Linked DNA regions of Mus musculus: region 1 is linked to region 2. A link is a loop called in an ENCODE intact Hi-C map of the cell type or tissue named here. Cell type or tissue: heart. All regions are shown on one strand. Links, peaks and the distances in the headings refer to the core of each region. The heading gives the core; the rest is flanking DNA.

Evidence for each region. A loop is a pair of places that touch in the nucleus more often than their neighbours do. Peaks named below come from ENCODE experiments on the same cell type or tissue, not always from the same donor. Only the 100,000 strongest peaks of a DNase experiment are listed, where the experiment ranks them.
Region 1: it touches region 2 in a loop (5-fold over the local background); 13 of 42 quality-filtered maps call a loop at or near these places.

The regions. Positions count from the first base shown.
Region 1 is chr16:46,090,331-46,098,668 of GRCm38, reverse strand. Cd96 (CD96 antigen) reads left to right here. Exons shown (of 15, transcript NM_032465.2): 5 at 3,874-3,929. Among named protein-coding and RNA genes, the nearest start is that of Cd96, 26 kb to the left of the region's middle. In heart, for the core only: no CTCF peak of the experiment used is centred there; a DNase peak (open chromatin) is centred at 4,018.
Region 2 is chr16:45,986,822-45,995,159 of GRCm38, reverse strand. The region is part of intron 1 of Plcxd2 (phosphatidylinositol-specific phospholipase C, X domain containing 2); the gene reads left to right. Among named protein-coding and RNA genes, the nearest start is that of Plcxd2, 19 kb to the left of the region's middle. In heart, for the core only: a CTCF peak has its summit at 3,737 (motif pointing left); no DNase peak of the experiment used is centred there.

The sequences.
Region 1 (8,338 bases), core at 274-8,273, 100 kb before region 2:
GCTTCCCTGGTGGCCTCTACCTTGTTTGCAGGCGTAATGTTTCCCAAGGGTACCAGAAATCTCTTTAATTATAACTGCCAACGTCTAATTGCTTGGCTGTCTAATTATCTGAGTTATTTTCTGGTGCAAAGTGTAATAAGGCCACAATGAGTAAAAGAAGCTGATAAATACAGCCCGAGAAACTGCAGAAACTCCACAGCCATCCTGCCAGGGCCCACTTGGGTGAGAGGCCACCACAGGCTTCTGACAGTGGAGCCCGCAGACTCTCTGACCTGATCCTAGTGCCACTGACCTGGGAAATCTGCCACGACCTCATTCAGAGTGTAGACACACTGTAGGGTGTGATCTGAAGAGAAAAAAGATATAAGCTCTGTATTTTGTTCCCTGGTGCAAGAAAACATTACTAAACAGAGACTCCAGGCTTTGGCTAGTTTTTCATTTTGGTGACCTTGACCTGCAGTTTTTAAAGTCATTCTAAAGGAGGGTAAAGAGAAAAGCAGCCATGTGAATGGGCAACCAATTGGTTTTTGTTTGTTTGTTTGTTTGTTTCGTTTAATGAGGTGAACTAAGAGAAAATAAACTTTATACAATGTAAGGGCACAGGCTGCTAGATTTCTCCTCAATTTTCTAAATGACAGAGTAGGCAAAGTAAAATAAAATACAAAAACTTTTTTTGTTGTTGTTTTTGTTCATTGCATTGCTTTATTGCATCAGTGGTGAGAAAACATGGTCAGTGGACGAAAACATAAAGTCCTTTATAAAGACAGAAACAGCTGGGGCATGATTGGTTTCGTGAGGAGTTCAGTGCAGATAGCTTTTCTCCCATGCCTCATTGTCTCCTTGCACACACAGTCCCCCCTTTCTCCCCTCCTGCCCTTCCTTTTCTGCTTGCTTCGCCACTCTTCTCTCCCATGTCTCCTCAGGGGATGGGCTAGATAGTCATCATCCATCACCATTGGTTTCCCATGAAGATTTGAGAACAGGCTGCTCCTTGCTGTTGTTGGATCAATAACACCGTTGGTTCACTTCCAGGGTGTGACAGTCTTAGCGCAAACACAAAACCGACTCATCTGGCCTTACTCTTGGCAAGCCAGTGAGGGCAGGCATCCAGGCTGTGGGAAGAAATATGCATTTTAAGTCAGGCGAGGTCTTTGTGCCACAGCATGCTCTAATTGCCTTGTCAACGTACATACCATGTCTGCGAGTCTTTACCGCCCTCAGACGTCTTCATATTGGTTCAGGAGATGGGAGACATATATTCTTACTTCCCACATTTAGCATGTCCTCTGCATCTACATCCCTCTGTCTGAACTTCTTCTGCACTTCTTCTTTAAACTCTGTTTTTTTGGTGGAGGGTGCTTAGAACTATGGAACTCTGCTTGCTTATTTTGTAATTTAGCTTCAATTGTGTAGTGGAATTTTTTAGTAAATACACTGAGTTTGTGGATGTGCTATTAGCTGCAAAGGAGATGTGGGTAAGACTTTGCTGTACCTCTGATGGTATATTTATTTAGGTTGTAGGTATGGGAAACTGATTCAGGAGAATAGTGAGTTTGAGCCCTTGCTACAGAGTGAACCGGTCAGTCAATGGATAATAGAAAGTAAATAAAACCTGCTTTTCATTCAATAGGGTTTTCCTACATCAAAAAAGCCAAAACCAAATTTAAAACCTTTTAAGTAAGTGGTGAATGTGTCCCCAATCCAACCATCATGCACTCCACCCACCACCTAGTTTTTCTTCCCAAGCCATCTCTGCCTCATCTGTTCTTTCTGTAGAGTGCAGACCAGAGGCTGGGTGTCCATTTGCATCAACCACCAACTCACTGCTGAGGCTTTGCTTGCTCTCTCCTGCTCAGAACCTGGAAATTTGAATATTTAGAGCTCACAGCTACGTCCAGGACTTTTAAGGTCTCTCCCCCGCACCTCCCCCCCGCCCCCCTGCAGTGCCTTAATTCTATTTACATTTGTTTCTTATAAGAACTAAGAAATATCCTTTTCTCCATCAAATTCAGGACTGTGTCTTGGTTTGGATTCCCCCAGGGGAGGAACAAAGAGTAAAAGAAGGCATTGAGTTAAATTAACTTATGTGTAGCCAGGCAGTGGTGGCACATGCCTTTAATCCCAGCACTTGGGAGGCAGAGGCAGGCGGATTTCTGAGTTCGAGGCCAGCCTGGTCTACAAAGTGAGTTCCAGGACAACCAGGGCCTCACAGAGAAACCCAGTCTCGGAAAAAAAAAATGTTATGTGTGATGGGATCCCGGTGCAGAAGTGAAGGAGTAGAGAGGGGCTCCTACTCCTAGATAATTCCCAAGAAGATATCTGCAACTGGAATCTGTTTGCAAAGGAAAAATTGGTTTTTCCCAGTGAACTCTCACTGGCTGTATTATCCACAATTAAGGGCAGGACCCCAAGCCCAGCAGTAGCTGGACAGCACAAAACAAACTCAAGGGTTGGTATCTTTGAAGACTTCTTTTCTCATATTAGTTTGATTTGGGCATTTTTGGGGGAGTCTTACTGGTCTTTTGTTTGTATATTTCAGTTTCTGATTTTCTGCTTTTGTGGCTGTGCCTGTGTGTTATTGTTTTTGTTTTGTTTTGTTTTCTTTTGTTTTTTTTAGTTTTGGTTATTTGTTTTGTTCATCTGACTGTTTTCTAAAGGAAGAGAATAAAAGGCTGTGGAGTTAGGTGGGTAGGATCTGAGGGGTTGGGGAAGGGAAAATATGATCAGGACATGGTGTAAGAAAAGTTAACTCCAATTAAATTACATGTGGACACTAGAAATAGTCCTAATAATGATTTGCAAAGTCACCCTAGAGACACAGCACAGGGGAGAAACCTGAGCCCAAGAGGGGAAGGAGGATAATGTATGTGCATAATCATACCAGTTACTTCTTCCAGCCTGAAGATCAGTCTTGCAGAGAGCTCTGAACTATGGCACAGAACACATATCAGGGGCTGGTGAGGTGGTTCACTGGGTAAAAAACACTTACACACAAACCCAGAGTTCTGGCCTGAGTTTGATTGCCAGAATGCAAGGTGGAAAGAGATTCAAACTCCCAAAAGTGATCCTCTGATCACCATGGTCCTTATGAGCAATCTCTCTCTCTCTCTCTCTCTCTCTCTCTCTCTCTCTCTCACACACACACACACACACACACAAACACACACACATATTTTATTAATCCTATTTGAGGTCTCAAATGCAGGGCAATGAAGCCAGGATATTTTCCCCCTGACTTCCCGTCTGTTACATTATCTCCTTCTTCCTTCCCTCCTCATATTCTCAATGAATCCAGAGGCAAGGGATCATAAATAGGCCCAGCAGCAGCTTTCGGCAACCAGAAGTCACTGCTGAGCAGGCAGGCAGGTAAACCACCTGGGACAAAGAATGGCAACAGTCTTTCAAGAGGTTCATAGAAGGCTGGGTCTGCTGCTGTAACAAGAACAAGCTCGGAGGTGCTTCAGTCTTCAGTGTCCATGCGCAAAGCTCTGGTGATGAAGACTTCCAGGAACTTGCAATTTGTAGCATGGCAACAAAACCATCTCCTGATACGTGTTAGTGCCAAGCAAGCCAAACAGCAATCAAGTGTTTCTCTGATTCCCTCAGGGTTCTAGAAGTGAAACATTTCCTTCCTGCACACACATCCCTTTCTCCCAGTGGATTTCTTTCCTCTATTCTAGCTGCCCCTTCTCAGACTTTTGAAAAGGCAATTATAACTACTCTTCCCATCCATGAAAACACTAAATTTGTATGTATTTTTGTGTACCATGGAATGCTTACACACACACACACACACACACACACACACACACACACACACACACACATAGTATAGACTTCAGTGACACTAACTGTGCCTTATTTGCTTTTAAGCTAAACCAGAAATCCTCATGACTGTGGAAAACAGCACCATGGATGTCTTAGGAGAGGTGAGTCACAGCGAATTCTTTGAATACCCATACTATTACATGCCAAGCTGTGTCAGATTGCCTGGCTGCCAGGAACATTCCCTCAAAAGACCTTATTCCTTGGCCCTTAGCCACTTAACTGCTGCTGTGAAGGCAAGCTGAGGTGACTGGAAACTGCAGAGAAATCCTGGCTTTGACTTACTGCTCTCAGAAGGCGTGGGCTGAGGCCTTAGGTCTTACTTTCCTGGTGTGTGTGTGTGTGTGTGTGTGTGTGTGTGTGTGTGTGTGTGTGTGTGTAGAAAGGGGGTTCAATTGTTTAAATGTCTCTGAGATTAAAAACTGAGGGAAAGTGGGACAAAAACCAGTGTGAGTCCTGGTGGAAGTTGACTTTTAATTTGTTATTCTCCCGAGTTCTCCTTCCCATTGCCTTGAGAAGAGGAATGGGGCCCTCCCGTCCTCCTCCCAAACCTGCCTATTTCCCTGGCAATAAGAGAAAGGGCGGGAGAAAGGGAGAAGCAGAACACGATGCTCTGAGTTTGCCCCTTCAGAGTAGCTCTTGGCCTCTAGTCACTGCATCCGAACACATTACTTCATTTCTCTGTAGTCAGTTCTCCATTTATATGACATACCAAATAATAATATCTGCTTGTTGTGGTCAATAATGAAATCAATGTCTGAGTAATTCTTAAAGGAGTATGTGGCATGAAGGAAAATGGTCAATAAATATTGCTGCTGTTAGCAATGCTATTCTGGGGGGAGTGTGGTTTTGGTTTTTTTGTTTGCTTTTGGTTTTTTGGTTTTTTGTTTTTTTGTTTTTTGTTTTGTTTTGGTTAGGTTTTTTAATACACATTTTCTTTGTGTAGCTTGTGCTATCCTGGAACTTGTTTTGTAAACCTCACACTGCCTCTGAATCCCAAGTGCTGGGATTAAAGGCATGCACCACCATGACCCACAACACTATTGCCTGTTTTAATTTGCTGTCTTGTGACTTCACCTAAGCTTTTCAAAACCCAAAGTAAAATAAACATTCTCATGTATTTTCTGTTACGTGGTATGAAAAAAATATATTTTACCTGCTTTTCACCCTGAGAATATTATGATTTTTGTTCTTCTGGATATCAGTAATGTAGTTCCATAGCTTCGTATAAACCATAACTCAAATTCTGTGTGTTGACCCTGAATGACCATAACATATATTATCCAAGTATCTGTGTCTATTAATTGGTATTATAATGTTTAACATAATAAGGACAGATTTAATCATTTAAGTTCTGTTCCAATTAAGTCCTAAGTTTATCAATGGGCTTCACTCATTTTAGTGGCTTCAATAAAACAAATAACCCAACAATACAGATATCAATAGATGTTTTTGCTTCTTCTTAGAACCTCTTGCAGATGCTTGGAGCCAGTGATTCTGAGTAAGATGACATCAGAGCAGATATGAAACAATAAAATCAGGTCCAAGAATCCCAGCTGAAAATTTAAAAAGGAATGCTCCGCCTTGCATTTCACAAGTCGTAAAATTTCCCCTTCAGTACCCATGCAAGTTGGCTGGGGAAAGAAGGGGCCAGGCATGATTCCCTGAGAAATCAGTGAATATTTATCTCTCTCCAGCTTCATGTAACCATGGCAGGTCTTGAGATGCTTGAAAATCTTGCCAAATATTACTAAACCCTTACTCTAATAGAGTTCTGGTGCTATATCTTTAATAACTCACTAACTATTCCAAGCATTTTAATATGCTCTTGTTTTGCTTTCAGCCAGGCTCCAAAATAGAGCATCTGTTATTTTATAGATGGGAAATTAAAGCCTGAAGCCCAGAATGCTTGGCTGAGTAACTAACAAGAGGCTGAGCTGGAATGCATTGAAGCATACATCCAGGGAGGATGGGACAATGAGAAGAAGTAGTGCCTTGATCCTATAACATGCATACTGAAGTACAATCCAACTGTTACTGGTTATCTATCCACAGCAAATAGTTAACCACTGTGAGCCTCTGAAACCTTGGGATAGTAAATATTTGATAAGATCATTAGGAAAATTAGTTATACACAGTTCTGGAGTCCATGGCCCACAGTAGATATCTCAGGTATATTTTCCCTAATCACTTATGAATCTCACTCACCCAGCTTCACCAATTCCTTCTTCTGCTTGTACCTTCCTACATCTACTCTGTGATCAATTCTAGGATGCAAAATTAGATACAGAAATGGAAAACTAGGACATGGTAGAACGTGCTGGAACTGGGTTTGACTTTTCCATCTAATAACTTGAGAAACTTAAAGCCTTACTTCCTTATCTTCTTCATCCGTGAAAGGGGGCACTGGCTGACTTCAACTTCATAAGGGTGGTGGAATGGTCAAATGGTTTAGAAAGCACCTGTCACCTGGTACCCACAAGGACTCATAGTAATTTCCTATCCTCTAATTCCCCAGGAAGGAATTAAGTTAGAATCCATGTACTAAAGACCCATGCTTAATAGTCCTCAGTGTAAGATTTTGCTGGGGACTCAGTCTGTTATAAGCTATGATACAGTGTTATTTGTAGAGGAATTTTAATACAGCAATATGGCTGCTCTGCAAAGGAAGCATATCTAAAGACCTTCTAAGTCTATGTGATCTGGCTGTAATATAGAAACTCCCTTACTGCACACCTTTAATTCCTAACAATGAAGGATGTTAGTTTGTAGAAGGAAGCAGCCATGTTTGCAAGTGATGTCTAATTGAGAGGCAGACAAAGTGATGAATTACAGAAAGATTTGACAGACTGAGTCTGTCAAATAGGATATGCCCGACTCACATGAGAACAGTACAGGAAAGAGAGGCTATTAAAGAGCAGGGCAGGGAGGTGTGTGTGTGTGTGTGTGTGTGTGTGTGTGTGTGTGTGTGTGTCATTTTTACTGGACAGTTTTACAGAAACAGATTACAGAGAGAACAAGTTAGACATGGGTAGATGAAGACAGAACATACCGGAGAATGTGAAGAAGCCAAAAGATTAGAACATATTGCCAAAGTTAGTATGAGGCCAGGCAGAGCAATTCAGTGAGCAGCCAAGAGAAGCTGGATTGAATCAGTCAACTTGGAAGATTAGGTTGTATGGAGTCTAGAAGGTTCCAGGCCTAGGCCTAGGGATACTTAGAACAGAGAAATGTTCTAGGCTAAGGCCAAGCAAGGTATTCACATAGCTTGGGCACATCACATGCCTTTATCTGAGGAAATAAAATCAACGTTTACAGTTATTAGTAAAATCTATAATGTTTGTGGCTAGTGTATCTTTTCAGTACAACAGACAAGACCCAGCATTATTCTAACAACGATGCCTTTTAGACTTGGATACACTAATGAGGTCTATAGAAAATAGTCTACCTCTGCATGTTATGATGATGTGTGTTCCTGAGGGCATGACTTCATCAGGTTACCATAGAGCATCCAGATTTACTCCTGCAGCTGAGAGCGGTAGATTTACCCGAAATTTTAGGATCCCTCCATGTAGCATATTTTTTTCATTAATCTAAAAGATGCCAGGCCAAACAGTTCCCACAGTTAATACCTGCTAATGCGGCAAGGCAAAAGACATGTATGGAATTCCCCGAATCTGAACTTTCAAAAACCACAGTGTCTCCTTTAGACTTGTATGGGTTTTTGTTGTTGTTGTTGTTGGTTTTTTTTGTTTTTTTGTTTTTGTTTTTTGCTTTAACCTGGTGACCTCCATAGATCCTGCCCTTATCATTAGATTATTTTATTATTTTAATAAAAAAATTCTAGAAAAATTACATGTAAAGCAAATGGTCAAACACAAAACAGAGGAAACAAACACAGTTGTTAAGTTTATTTTATTGAGAGTGGAAGAGAATCTACATTAATGAAAGCCATGGAAAACAGACCAAAACCATAAAATAAAGTGAATATGGCAGTTAGGGTCTGACATTCGTGGAACTGGGGTGGCTTTTGCAGAATTTAATTACTTGTGTTTATTTAATTTGAATCTTGTAAAGCTTGAACCCTTATACCTTCCTCAACGTTCTTAAGTCTCATGCATGTGATTTATTCATTTATTGGTTTTTAAGAGATTGGGTGTGACAACCTCTTCTTGTGACAGAAAATGGCTCTGGCTCCAAGTGTCTGGGCACATGACTTCCAGTAGCCATCGTCATCCATCTGCACTGCCGAATACCTAAGGCTTCAGCCCAGACAGATAGACACGGCCCTGAAAGTGGCCTTAACCTTGGGAAAACACATGGGCAGAAAAATTTCAATCCTTCAAGGGAAACCCAAATTATTGTATTATAGGGCTGCCATGTAGCCTGAGTTTCCACAAGCCTGGTATGTTCAGACTTCTGTTTGTTCCACAGACAGTGACTGGAGAAAGCCATCTCGCTATCATGACTGCCTGAGAAGTCAGTAAGAGTGAGCCAGGTTCTCAACCTTCCT
Region 2 (8,338 bases), core at 66-8,065:
ACATAACCCTGTCAAAGATCCTACCTTAGGTCATACTCTTAGACTTTTCCATGAGGCCACGGAGCCCCTAGACAGCAAGGAAGCAGACTAGACCTCTAGTAAAGTCAAATTCTTGTGTTTGTTGGCTGGAGGGACAGACTCTTATTATATAGCCTTGGCTGATCTGAAACTTCTTATATGCATCATGCTGCCTCAAACTTGCAACAACAATCCTCCTGCCTCTACCTCCTGAGTGGTGGGATTACAATTGTTCATCACTAAACCTGGTGGGTTTTTGGCTTATTTGTTTGTTTGAGATGAGCCTTGAGATTGCCTCTTGACAACCCCCACCCCACCTGTTAGCATTCTGTCTAAACTCCACCCCATAGTTACCTGGCAACTATAAAAGGGGCTGCTTGCCCCCTCCTCCCTCTCTTGTTCTCTTGTTCCTTTCTTGCTCTCTTGAGCTTTTCCCTTTCTCCCCTCTCTCCCCACTCCCTCCCCCCACTACCTGCTCATGGCCAGCCTTCCCTTCCCTTCCCTTCCCTTCCCTTCCCTTCCCTTCCCTTCCCTTCCCTTCCCTTCCCTTCCCTTCCCTTCCCTTCCCTTCCCTTCCCTTCCCTTCCCTTCTTCCCTTCCCTTCCCTTCCCTTTCCCCCTCTCTGATTTTCTCTGCCTCTACTACTCTCTCAACTCCCCTCCCATGCCTGAATAAACTCTATTCTTTACTATACTGTCTTGCGGCTGGTCCCTCAGGGGGAAGGGATGCCTTGGCATAGGCCCGCTGAGACATCCCCTTCCCCATATCTCAACCCCCCCCCATATAACATATTCTTTTTCTCTGTATCTTTTTATAAACACATCACCACCCCGACCCCTACCTCCCAAGTCCTAAGAGAATAGGAAACACCATGTCTAGTTAGATACGGTTAAACCTTTTTTTAATGGCTAAACTCTTTAAGTTGAAAAATTATTAATTAAATGGATAAATAGAACATCACGGTACATGTCTATAATCTCAGCATTCAAGAGGCTGAGGCAGAACTGGTACCGTAAACGTGAGGCCACCTTGAGCTATAGAGTGAGCAATAGACCAGTTAGGGCTGTATAGCTAGACCATGCTTCAAAACGAACAAACAAACAAATAAACAAAAACAAAAGATAAAATAAAATTAAGTACAGTTAATTACTAAGAAACAAATCTAATATTTTATATATCAATTAGTAACCATCCTTTCTGATTACCTAATTTAATACCTAATATCATAGTAGATACTGTAACAAATTTGGAGTGAGTGATCTACAGTTCATATACCTTGTAGGCAATATATGGCAGTTGGAATGAGGCCAGTAAAGACAGAACATGGCCAATGCCTCCTAAGTCAACAACCACGTTGCTTCCTAGTAGAATTGGCTAAAGAGTAGCTTTGAGGAAGGTGACATGTAAGAGCAGCCTTTGAAAGTGTACAGGGAAGGGCACATCAGAAAAGGAACAGAAGGAAGTAAATGAGAATAATCAGAAATGGGGACACAGGGAACCTTCAGGGAACCAAAAAGGGCTGCCATGTGGAAATGCAGAAGAGACAGGTTAAGGAAATGTGGGGGAGGGAGGATCTGGTAAAAATAGAGGCCAGCCCCACTAAAGAAGTGTCCAGCATTGTGCTTTGTTGTGCATCCTATATGGAGTCTGTGACAATATAGGGAAGACCTAAAGAAAACCCCTGAAGTAAATATGCTCGTTGTTTGATCCCAGTCTGTGAACTGTTCTCTTCTCTACCCTAACCCCCTGCCAATACCCTGCTCCAGTTGGCCAGTTACAATTCACCCTGCAGCAGGCAGCTCAGGAGTAACTTCTGTGTGTATCCCCTTTACCTCCTCATCTTAGTATACACTTGGAGTCTGGTGTCATCTCAGTATATACTTGGTGTCTGGTTCAAAATGGGCATCGGTAGGAAAAGTAGTAGGGAGGGACAGAGGAGAAGGAGAGAGACAGGAGAATTTGAAATACTGACGGAGAATTTAGGCATGGAGGATTGGTGTTTCTAGTTGTCTTAAGGGAAACTACGACATGCAGAAAGCAAGTCTTGATGCTCAAGGTAAGACAAGTGCTAATGACTGCATTGCAAAGTCTTAAGATGCCCATCACTTCAGATAAGGAGTATGAAAATACTAACAGAAGCAGAAGGATAACCCACTTAGTCACACTAAGATTAACTAAGCTTCTAGCATTGGTTTCTTTGCCTTCCATAAGCCTAAACCAGGGATATAGATAGGTACATGGCTCCCCAATTTTCAGATTGAGAAATTGAGGCACAAAGAAACTAAACATGTTGCCAAAAACAAGAATCTAGTTATCAGTGCTGGAACTGTGATAACCAGCTCTTGTTGAATTCACTTTATCGCATCTTAATCAAAGGCATGTACGAAGCTGGTATCCAAGCCAGTGTCGCACCAAACCTTCACTTCTGTTTGTTGGTTGTAATAAAGCCAATTTTATTTTTCACTCTAGACTGTCCAATTTCATGCCAGGTCTCTAACGTATGGTACTATGAGGATGGTTATGTATAAAGGACACCCACTGACCCATTCCCAGGAACAAGTTGCATTTTTTTCTTTTCAAGACCAGACATCCAAGAGGCTTTTTATTGACAGGGAACAAAAGCAACACAGCGGTTTAAATGGTGTGTATAGTAACGACCCAGGCTTCTGCAGCGGAAACTCCTTCTGCACTAGACAGAAAGAGCATACTGAAGCTTTTAGCAGGCACAGCTCTTCAGAAAGCTGGTCTTCAAGGGTGAGGCATGTGGCTGTACAGGTCCTCTTTAATACCATCGTTTTGTGTAATTTAGATGCTACTTGCTGGCTTTTCCCTCCTTCTCTCATCTGAAGGTGCATGTGGCTTACTCTTTCATTCACAAAATAGAAAGAAGACCCTGGCTTGTCTTGGAAGAGATCTAAGACACTTCCCTCTCTCAAAAGTAGCCACTCTTCAGTTTGTCACATGAATTTAATTTTTTAAAATTTTTTATTTTTTGGAGTTGAGGTCCAAACCCAAGGTCTTGCACTTACTAGGCAAGTACTCTACCACTGAGCTAAATCCCCAAATTAAAGATATTATTTTAATTTTAGTATGGGGAAGAAGGTATGTGTGTATGAATATGGGTGCCCCCAGTCTCTATTAGAGGTGATGGATCGTCTGGAGCTGGAGGGACGGGTGAAAACAAATGAACGCAACCTCAGTTTGGGGTACGCTTTTTGTTGTTTTGCAAATATGGCCAGTCAGATCGGTAAGCATGTTTCTGTGTATGCGTTGTTAGAAATATAGTTATATATCTTAAAATACTTAATTTATGTGTAGGCAAATCACATGTATGCAGAGGCCCATAGAAACCAGAGGAGGGCATCAGATCCCTTGGAACTGGAGTTACAGGGGGTTGTGAGCTGCTGGATGTAGGTGCTGGGAACTGAACCCAGCTCTTCCTCAATAGCAGTAAGGATGTGTGTGAATGCACAGAGCCACCTCTCCAGCCTCACAAATCATGTCGGTGGAACAGTAAATAGAGCCAGCAATGATTTTAAATGAGCAGCTAGAAGGTGGAAGTAGACAACTCCTAAGGGAGAGGAGTGGATAAGAGTCATCCCCTTACCTTCCCGAGATTAGGAACAAGGGGTGGGGGAGGGGCACTGACCTCCAGGAACCTTGCTTGTGTCAAAGCTGTGAACGGTGGAATTCAAAGAAAACGGTTCTTTAACTGAGAGAAGGTTTGAGCGCCCTCATGTGTTCCTACATGAGGTTTTTTTTTTTTTTTTTTTTTTTTTTTGCATCTCTTTTTCAAGATTTTTAAAAGCTGTTGTGATCTTCCTGAGTTGGGGTGAGGAACGGACATTTAGCAATAGAGGTCAGCCAAGGGGTAAATGAGCAATGTATAGCACCACTTCTAAAGACCCATTCTAGGTAGCCTTTTGCGAACTTAGCAGCTCCGAAGCCATGGCAAAGCCAGGCCGAGCCTCAGCTTCCCCATCTGTATATAATAAGCACATGTAACTGCTGCCTTCAGGATTGGGGCAAAGTTCAAATTACACAAGCACAATATCCAAGCCTGCCATTGGTAGGAAGAACTCTAGAAACTGAGACCGCTATTGCTAAGAACCAATGACAGGTTAGTGACAGAGCCTAAGGTTCAAGCACTGGGGAGGTGAGATCTTTCTATTCTTGAATAAAAGTTTTCAACAAGAACTGTGGATAAGAGCAAGAGATGCTTCTAGAAGATATGTGGCTGAGTATGTGATTTTTTTTCCAGAGGTAAATTACTCCTTCAAACAGGGAGATGTAGGTGAGGCTGGCTATGTGTCCTTCCCATAAATAGTGGCTTCTATCTACCTAATCTCTAGCACTAAAGCAATCAAAAAGATTCTGAAGGGATGGCCATGTATCTCAGTGGTAGAGCTTGCCTCATATCCTAAGACCTTGAGTTTCATATCACCTCAAAAAGGAAAAGAAACAAGCCAAAACAAAACAACAAAAAGAGGCCTGTTATGAAATAAGATATTTCAAAACTCAGTCCAATTTCTGTCATTGATCAGTTCCCAAAATTCTTTGAGAAATATCTATTGATTAAGGGGCTAACCATATTAAAATCAATAAAATCAGGAGGAAAAGAATAGTTGGGTGGGTCTGTCCTTTTACCTTATTTTTCAGTGTGTGACATAAGCTTTCTCAGCTATAGCATCCATCAGAATTGCAGTAAGTGAAGGCCTTTTCCTGTTTGGGCCCAGTGAACTTTCAAAGGTGCCCTCTCCCACCAATAATCCTCACTGCTCTCCGTTTCAATATGTGTGGATGGGAAATATTATTATTTATGATACAAGGAGACCTGACCTTTAAATGTCAATACAAATGCAAGGGTCTGGCCATTCCTCTGTATCGTCTTCCTGCCTATCAGAGAATTGAGGGAGGTGGTTCAGTGGTATATAAACTGGGGTGGGACATTAAAGGAACACGGCCTGGCTTCCACGGTCTAAAGTCTTACTCTGGGTAGCATCATCATAGGGAGGGAGGGAGGTTTAGAGACTTGTTTGGGGAGAACAGGTAGAAAGCTTCCCAGAGCTGGTAAACTTCTCCCCTCACCCCAGTGGCTTGTCCACCATTTCTGGCAATGTGTTACCTTTCAAGACAACAAAGGCAGCCCATGAGTGAGGCTGAGGCAGTCATTATTTATAGGAAGCTCCTCATCAGCTCCATCTCTGGTCCCAGACCACAGAAGCCTGATGGAGCTGCAGTACCTCAGTCTCCTTCAGGGCAGTGTGAAGCTTCAGACGGACCTTCTCTGTGCTCAGAAATCTGCCTTCAGCTGCTACAGTGATATCCTCTGTCACATGCTTGGACAAGTTAACTGAACCACACATTTTCATGATGTTTTTCTTTTTTTTCGATAATATTGGCCAAATGCTGTATCTGGCAGTTGTCTGTAAGTCCCCATTTTGTCTTTGTAACTTTATGGTGTATATTACTTTTGTTCTTAGGATGCCTCCCCAATCTATATAAGCTGATTGTGATGTTTCATACTGCCAGCCTTTATATAAGAAATATTTTAATTCTGGCATACCAAAAAAGGAAATTTTGTTTATGAGCCTTGGAAGAGACCATCCTGATCACAGGATCTTTCTTCTTACACTTAACCACCGTGTCTCCTCTTTATGGCGCCACATTCTATCTGACATAGATCTGCAGCTGCCTTAGGACCCCAGTTCAAATACAACCAGCCTCGAGGTACAGCCCCACAGAGTATAGCTTCTGATAGGCAGGGACCCCCAAACAGATTCAGACTGAGACCCAAGTGCACTTTCAGACAAATTAAAGATCAGCTACCCATTCACATTGTTACTTTCAAAACATTCTTCATTTTGGTAGAAACGGAGGAGTGGAACTGTACTGACTCTCTTAGATGTACTGACTAGCTATATCCCCAACCTTGAGCAGGAGTGAGCATATTTTTAACACTTCAATTTTAATAAATTTGAATTTTGGAGGCATTTCCTAAGAACTGTAAGCCATTAAGCACTTTGAGATAATGTATTTGAGGACCTGAATCCCATCTTAGTTCATGCAGTTCTGGGGCTCAGACTCACAAACTTGTAAGTGCTTTACCATTGAGCCACACTTGGATTTTAGAAAGTGGTACTTATCAATAACCTAGATTAGCCTCAAACTCTGAAAACTTTCTTCTGCAGGGTCCTGGATGCTTCAGTCACAGGCATGGTCCATCACTCCCTCCATTGAGATTTCTTTAATGCTATATGGACACTCTTTCAGTCTCTGTTTAAATCAAGCATGAACTCCAAGCTAGCAGGCCATCAACCCTGAAACTTAGTGCTAGAACATCCATCTGGGCCTGCCATTTCAGATCCCAGTTTCACTTAGAGCCAATCTTCTATTTTCTATCTCTTCTTTAGGAAATGGGAGCGAATCACTTGTCATTCTCTGGCTTAGATTCTATTGGTTTGTCTCTGCACAGTATGCCACTGCTTCATCTCTTGCTCTTTCCACAGAGCATCACAAAGCCCCTATTTGCCTTTATTGCTACCCAGAGTGACACTGATCATCATGTGGCTAACATAGCTTAACTAAGAGAAAGTATGAGCAAGGGTTTTGGTTTTCTGTGTTTGGGAACTTTTAATGTCTTCTTAATATTGTTGGTTTGGGACAGGATAAGTTACCCTGTGGCTCAAATCTTATTAATTTTCTCAGGAGATATAATTTGTATATTCTACATTAATTTAGAAAAAAATGTGACATTCAGTGACATTTTATGCACCACCATCTCCAGGAGAAAGTTGGCTGTCTTCCAAAGTGATTATATTTGATGCTAAATTTTATATGTAATAAAAAATGTATCACTTAAACTTGACTTCCTCCCTCCAAACTTTAAATGTTAGCCATTTAGTAGCTTGGTAGTTCCCCAACTATAAATACTTGCTGAGATTTCAATTCTTGTTTTTTTGGATATAATTGGCAGATGGGAAGCAATAAATAATAAGTAATAATGAGTCTGATCTTGTTCTGTTGCCAGCGATGCCACCATGTGCTCACTTAGTCTTTACAACAAACTAGTGTGTGGCTAGTGTCATTCCCATTTCACAGATGAGGAAACTAAGGCCCAGTATTTCTGTCACATGGCACGTAAGCACTAGATCTAGGATTATGAACTCATGTCGCATGGTACCAGATCTTGTACTCTTAGCCACATGGGAACTCTCCATTTCACTCAGCACTTTGGCTGTTTCCCAAACCAGTCTTCATCACTTGTAAAAATGTCCTAAATTGACATCTTTTGAAAATTGCTAGTTTGGGTCCTTTGGTATTGAATAGACATAGAAATGAATGACTTATTCCTGGGAAAAATGTTTGGGGATACTTGAAAGAAAACTGGAGACGAGAGAGTTGAATAGTCCTGTAATATTGTTCTGGGGCAGGAGATGGGAAGAACATTTTCTCTATAGGGTCATCTGATGGATGACAAGTGAAAAAGCATTTCTGAAGGGGGTAAGAAAGATGTTCATGAGGAATAAGGCTGTCAAAGTACCATCCAGACAAACCAGGGATGCAGTCATGAATAGCATCCCTCAGCATTTTACTCACAATAATGTTCCCACAATGAGTCCTTTTAAACATTTCTGCACTGCTCTAAACAAATACATTTCAGTAGTAAAGATCTAGAGATTGCTCAGTGGTTAAGGGCTTATACTGCTCTTGCAGAAGACCAGAGTTCAATTCCTAGCACTCATGATGGGCAGCTCACAACCTCCTGTAACTCCAGCCCCAGGGAATCCAATGATGTCCTGTGTTCTGGTCTCCCTGAATGGTGCCCACACATGATACACACTCACAGAAACACAGATAAATTAAGGAAAGTCTTTTTGAAATTAAAAATAAAAATCACTGTAAATCTGTTTGTATGCCATGCATATAGCTGTGTTTAAAACATAGAGTAGGAGGGGTTTTAAACCGCTGTTATTTTGTTTTGTTGTTTTTGTGGAGGTTCCTACCCCCTCTGTGAACCAGTTTTATTATAGCTGCCTCTAGGGACCATGCCCAAGAACAATGAAAAATCAGGCCAGGGAAGGCAGGACCAGTGAGCCACTTGGAGGGACTTTTGAGCTTCAGAGTTGACTCCCAAAGACAGAGTTGGGACAGAAAGTTTCCTAAATATGTGGGTTCAAGGGTTCCTTGATGTGGGCATCACCATCCCTAGCTCCCTGGTCATGACCCAGGCATGATGAAGAAGTTCACCATCCTCATAGCTTCCAGCTTCCTCTTCCTCTATTCATGCTTCTGTGGCTACGAGGAATGCCACTTTATT